2 separate regions of the Homo sapiens genome follow, and region 2 is linked to region 1. Evidence: read pairs that join two places in POLR2A ChIA-PET (ENCODE). Cell type or tissue: IMR-90. All regions are shown on one strand. Each heading gives the region's core, and the rest is flanking DNA. Links, peaks and the distances in the headings are about the cores only.

Evidence for each region. ChIA-PET counts read pairs that join two places held together with the same protein. Peaks named below come from ENCODE experiments on the same cell type or tissue, not always from the same donor. Only the 100,000 strongest peaks of a DNase experiment are listed, where the experiment ranks them.
Region 2: POLR2A ChIA-PET joins it to region 1 with 10 read pairs; 2 of 35 experiments call an interaction of 5 or more read pairs at or near these places.

Annotation. Positions count from the first base shown.
Region 1 is chr6:133,621,572-133,624,486 of GRCh38, forward strand. The region is part of intron 4 of TARID (TCF21 antisense RNA inducing promoter demethylation); the gene reads right to left. Among named protein-coding and RNA genes, the nearest start is that of EYA4-AS2, 170 kb to the left of the region's middle. In IMR-90, for the core only: no CTCF peak of the experiment used is centred there; DNase peaks (open chromatin) are centred at 360 and 1,740; H3K27ac peaks cover 2,308 bases.
Region 2 is chr6:133,893,608-133,896,522 of GRCh38, forward strand. It overlaps a transcript of TCF21 not described here. Among named protein-coding and RNA genes, the nearest start is that of TCF21, 6.0 kb to the left of the region's middle. In IMR-90, for the core only: no CTCF peak of the experiment used is centred there; a DNase peak (open chromatin) is centred at 1,384; H3K27ac peaks cover 1,410 bases.

The DNA of each region.
Region 1 (2,915 bases), core at 227-2,726:
TTTTAAACAGTCATCCCCCTTCCAAGTTAAAGGCTACAGTTTTGTTCAAATATGCATCTGGGTCCATCTGAGGATCATTCTCAGGAGGAAAATCATTTTCCTCCACAGAAGCCACAAGACCATGGCTGAAAGAGATAGTGTGTCCTTCAGTGGCTCCTGCACCATGATCAGAGGTCACTGAATCTCTACCTATTGTATATGATGAACAAGAAAGAAGAAATTCTCATTACAGACATGCTTTCCCTAGTGTAAAGAAGAAAGGATAGTAAATGCTATAGCAAAGTTATATTAGGGAGAGTCAGACTATGTGATTCACCCCTTACTCCCATCCTGTGTGCCAGAATGAGAAGTGTTCAACATTTCTAAAGCAAGAGAAGAAATCTGAGGAAACCCTGCCTCATTCTGTTTCAAGTTCACATAGTATCACACTGTTTCACACAGCTACCTATTGCAAATTCTGACAGCAGCATTTCTACAGTTCATTTTAACAGGGATAATGATTATTTGCCAATGCAAAGCAGAAGTTGCAGTCTAAGTTAAATTTTAAATCAGAGCAGAGGGCACACAAAATGAATCCAACTGGGAATTATAAAAGGAAAACATGAATTTAGGCTGACATTGCGAGGAAAGATTTTTTTCTCAAAGAACCAAACTCTGAAGAATATTCAAAAAAGCATTGAGTGAAGCAAGCATTATAGATGGGGAGAAAAAGAGCCATACACAAGAATAAACATGCCTCTGAAAGGTGGAATTATCTCACCTTGTTCCACTTTCTCAGCAGTTGGCACACATGCCACCCTTAGTATGAATGCAAATAATCAGCACTTCATCCTTGTTCTTTCATATTCAAACATATTTATACATTATTCATATTTTAAACAGCTAGGTAGAAGGTGCTCTAATTTGCTTTCTACTTTTCTCCCCTAGCACTTGTTCATTATGTCCTGTACACACGGTGAGAGCCCAGTAAATACCACTGGTCCACTGAAGCCCCATGAACCCTTTTTAAGTTATTGGAGATGCATAACCAGAACCTTCCTGGTCCCAGAAGTGAGACCTCAGCCATGCCTCTCCAGCACAGAGCTTGGCTCCTAAGCAGGGCATCTGCTTTTGTGATTCTTTTTTTTTTTTTTTTTTTGGTGCTTGTTTCTGTTAGGTTGCTTAACCTCTTTGCATCCCCATTTCATCATTATTAATATGCAAATGATGATGACAATAATATTTACCTCACAAGCTTATTGTTGTTTGGAGAATAAAATATAGATATAGGTATAGATATATGAAATCAATAAAAATAGATACCCTTTCCTCTCCCCATTTCTACACTGTAATTCAAAGTCCTGCAAGGATTGACCAGCACCAAGGTGACAGAAAAACAGATCAAGAAGTGCAGTGAAAATCTCATTAATATCAAGATAAGGTCGTACTAATTCTTAGATATAGCAGGTAAAGACACACGCTTATGTAGAGGTAAGAGTTCAAGCAAAAATAGTGCAACACTTGGGACTTGGAGAAGACAAGATCTCAGTGCAGGCCTGCCCAGGAAATACCAGTTCATTTACACACTAACTCCTCATCCTCAGCTTAAAAATCTTGGGAGCAGCTGTGTATTTTCTTGTTGTGTCCAAAACTCTGTCCAACTCCCTCTTGACCCATTGTGCAGTTTGGCAGTTTGCTTCACATTCTGCTCATACCTTTTTTTTTTTTTTTTTTTTTTTTTTTTTCAGAGAATGCCTGTCTGTGGAGACCTCAGGCACATCCCACTCCAGTGCTACCCAGGGGACTTCCACTGACTCCTTTGCCCAGCTCCCATTCATAGACGTTTCTTTTGGCATTCTCCTGACTCACCAAAGGACTCTTCACCTCTTTTCTTTCATTTGAAATGGAAGCAATTGTGTTTAACTACATTTTTCCTTTATGCTTTTATTCCTGTACACTTATTTAGTAAGTGCAGTGCTCTTTTACTCCTTAAACTCATCTGTGATTTTCCATATTTTAGAAAGTGAAATGAGCAGTTCCGCTTCGGAGATTGAGTCTGAGAAATGGTTATTTTTTAAAAAATAGAAACAGTCTGGGGAAAGTCCTTCTTTCACATTTTATGCCAGAATCTTTTCTGTTCTTACTAATTTTCTAACTCGTGGTAGGATGAGGAAAAACTGTTCATTTTAGCCGGCTCCTGTGTGATTGTAATGAATACTCCTATTGGATTACAAACACAATAATGAAAAAGACAATGATTGGCTTCCACTCTAACACATAGAACTAGGGAACTGAGCTGCTTCTGAGTCATATTTTTTAAGAGTTCATTTGCAAACAAGTATAGTAATCAAAGGGCTCCTTCCAAGGGAACTGAATAAAGATGGAGCCATGAACCAGAAAATAAACTGATTGCCCACTTGGAAATTGACAAATTAACTATGATGATGAACAAAATTAAGTAGGGATCTAGCTCTATAACTTGCATGGGAAGTACATGGATGTTGTGTGTGTGTTTCTGTGTGTGCATGTGTGTGTGATTATATCCTTTCATCCTCAAATATGGAATTACTGTGTGCACCCAGAGCTAGAAAGATCAATGTTTGTACAATGGTTTGTTCCTATTCATTTTCTTTCAAACAACTTTCACATTTATAAGGCTTTCCTGAGTGTGCCTCTCTTATCAATCCATTAAGCAACTCTTTATTCAAATATTCATGTTTGATCACACCTCTCAAAACTAACCACTGGACCCCCTTTTCTCTACAAGGTAAAATTAAAAGTCCTTAACCTCCCATATAAAAAGAAAACCGAAAATCCTCATGATATAGAATCTGCTTCTCTCTCAAAGCTCATGTTGCAGACACAGGTTTCAATCTGATATTCATTCCCAACTGTTATTCTCCTTTATTACTCTGAAATAGAACCTGAAAAGCTAA
Region 2 (2,915 bases), core at 122-2,621, 270 kb after region 1:
TCAATTGATTGCCTTTCACGTTTCGCAAATTTTCCAATCTCCCACTCACGTTTTTACAAAACGAATGCTCTAAATTCTGAGGATTCCAGGCAGGCCATCCATAGAGAAATAACTTTTTCTTGCTCATTCCCTTACAACCCCAATCTATACATGGATTTTTAGAAAGTCTTCATGGCTATCTATAGTTCCCTACCAATAATTTGAAGCCTTTGCTTTAGGCAGGAGGCATGTGGCTATGAATAGGGAACACGTAGATTTGACCCTGGTTCTGCATCCAACTAGCTGTTTCTTGAAAGAGCCTGGATCCTCAGTTTTCCCATCTCTGCAAGCAGGGATAACGGTAATGAGAATGATAATAATCATTATATGCAGACCTTCCTCTTTCATCTTACAGAGGCTTAGTGAGGCTCAGATGAGATTATATCTGTAAAATCCCTTGGTAAAGGAAAAGCTCCGTGAAAATGTCAGTTACTTTTACTAAGTGGCGGGTAGTGAATTATCTGTGCCTAGACCCAAACTGAAAGTGTCTCAGGCAGGAAGTTCCAAGGGATGTATGTTTATAGCATCCAGGCAATGATCTTTTTTTTTCCACGAACTAAAATACCTCTTTTTGGTATCTATTGACTCTTTCTCTCTCTCTTTCTGTCTCTCTTTCACCTTGCACCTCTCCCTAATGCTCTCTAAATTTGTCCAGAGCTTTCTTTTTCCTAGAAATCCAGAGAGCAAAGTCAGAGCCTGGCACCTGCAGATAGGATAACACTGGTGTCTGATGGTGAGGCTGCCCAGTCCCATCAGGAGCCTCAGCCAAGGAGGGGCCTGGGCACACTCAGGTCCCCATGGTTGTCCATTGAATGGAGTGAGGATCAAGGTGGGAATGACTGGGTGGTGGCTGCCACTAGCCCAGGAACATGACAACGTGACCACACCACACATGCCTCCAACACACACCCACAGTCTAAACATCTCTCCTTCTCAGTGAGCCCTTCTCCCATTCCAGATCATCAGCACACCCACACCCACCATAGGTCTCTCTCCTCCGGTCTTCCCAGAAGGGTAAAACTCCCAGCCTACCCTGCTCCAGCTTCAGCCCAGGTAGTTGGTGTGTCTCAATATGAATAGGGGGTGAGTAGCTTCATAGAAAGAATGGGGAACTCCCTTGGCCTCAAGCCAGTATAGTTTGGAAGTTGGGGGTCGGGGATGTTAAGGGTGGGGAGTATCCTGCCTGTGACCTCTAGGTTATGAAAACTATCTTAGAAGGTGCTTTTAGAAAGAACCAGGAGAACAACCAAAGCAGCTTACAGACGCCTGAACGGAGAATGAAGTGTTTCAAGTAAGCGAGTCTGCAAGTTCTCAGAAGCAGACAGATATCCAATCTGGACTGCAGCCAGGGAAGTCCTCTCTCTCGCTCTCTCTCTCTCTCTCTCTCTCTCTCATTGCTTGTATGACTTCACAAGCAACTCAGGATCATTCTAGCAGGCTTTCCCACTGTCAAACAGAGACTTCATTCTAAAAAGAGAAGTGATAAACAGAGCTCCAGCTCTGCTAGCTCTATATATTTACTGATTAGTGGAAAGCACTGACCAAGGAGACTTTTAAGCCAGTGGTTCTTCAGAATCACCTAGATGCCTCCACCCTCCAGAGATCCTGAGTCCAGGAGTCTGAAGTGGGGCCCCAGGTGATGTCATTGCTGCTGGTCCCAGGACCACATTTTAACAATCAATGTTTTCAGGTGTCTCATGAGGAACACTACTTAATGCAGTGGGAAAGAAAATATTTCAGAGGAGAATTTTTTCTTAAAGAAGCTGCATATTCTGGACTCTAATTTAGTTTAATTCACTCCAGGATGGCACGCAGGATTCCTAATTCTTAAATGCCATTCAGTCTGGACTTCAAATCACTTGTCTTCAGAAAATAAAAGATTTGTTCCACCCGGGTGTGTGGACATGGATGCGCTCATCCTGTGTTCTCAGACAGATTTCAGTCATTAGATGATGTTTTTAAGTCCTGAGTGGATTAAAGCCAGACTTCTGTTGGCTCCGTTGCGACCTCTAAGGGAGAGAGAAATCTGGGCTCCCTGGAATCACGTCCCCTGCAAGAGAGTCCCTTGGTCCATTCTCGGGCCAGAAAAAAATCTCCCCATCACTCCAGTGCGAGTGGTTGGCCTTGCTCTGGTCCGGCACTGTGTGCGTCGGGAAGTCGGCCTGGAGTTGGGGTTGCAGGGACGCCACGGCTGGTGGCGAGCGCAGCAGGAGTGCCTGGAGAGCTCGCGGCCAGCGGGGAGCTGAGCGCAAAGGCGGAGGAGGGAAGCAGCCTCTGAGGCTTCCCCGCCTGGGAGAAGAGTTTTTGGAAGTAGGCGAGACGGGGAAGGAGTTCTGAGCCTCAGTCCGCACAGCCTCCTTTCCGTCCCTTTCCGGGTGCAATCTCCGGGCCAGCGGGTGCGTGTCCCGCTGCAGATCCGCTGGCTCAGGGATGAGGCGCAGGGCAGGTTCTGGGTTACGTCCCCACACCGCGGGGAACCCAGGTGCGAGCGGGGCGCAGCTGGCCTGCCAACATCCTTTCTTAGCTTTGCATCCTTCGCTCCAAATGCTGGCTCTGCCCTTGGAAACTCGCTGGTTGCCAGCAGCATTCTTCAGAGTCCGCCGGGCTTCCTTCAGGCGTTTGGAGGAACACGCCTTTGATCTTTGGGTCTGGGCAGGCTGCGCGGGCCCACCCTCCTTCCAGTTCACCGAAAGATTAACCACCTCCAAGGACTATTTAAGAGCCCCTCTCAGGGCCGAACGGGGAGAAAGGGTGGGAAAAGGAGGAGAGAGCATCCCTTTAGAATGCCCCAGAGTGACGAGAACAGACTTCTCAAAAACAGTGTCAGGCGGTCTTTTGTACCCAGCACTCAGTGTAGTGCCTGACACCTCAATAAA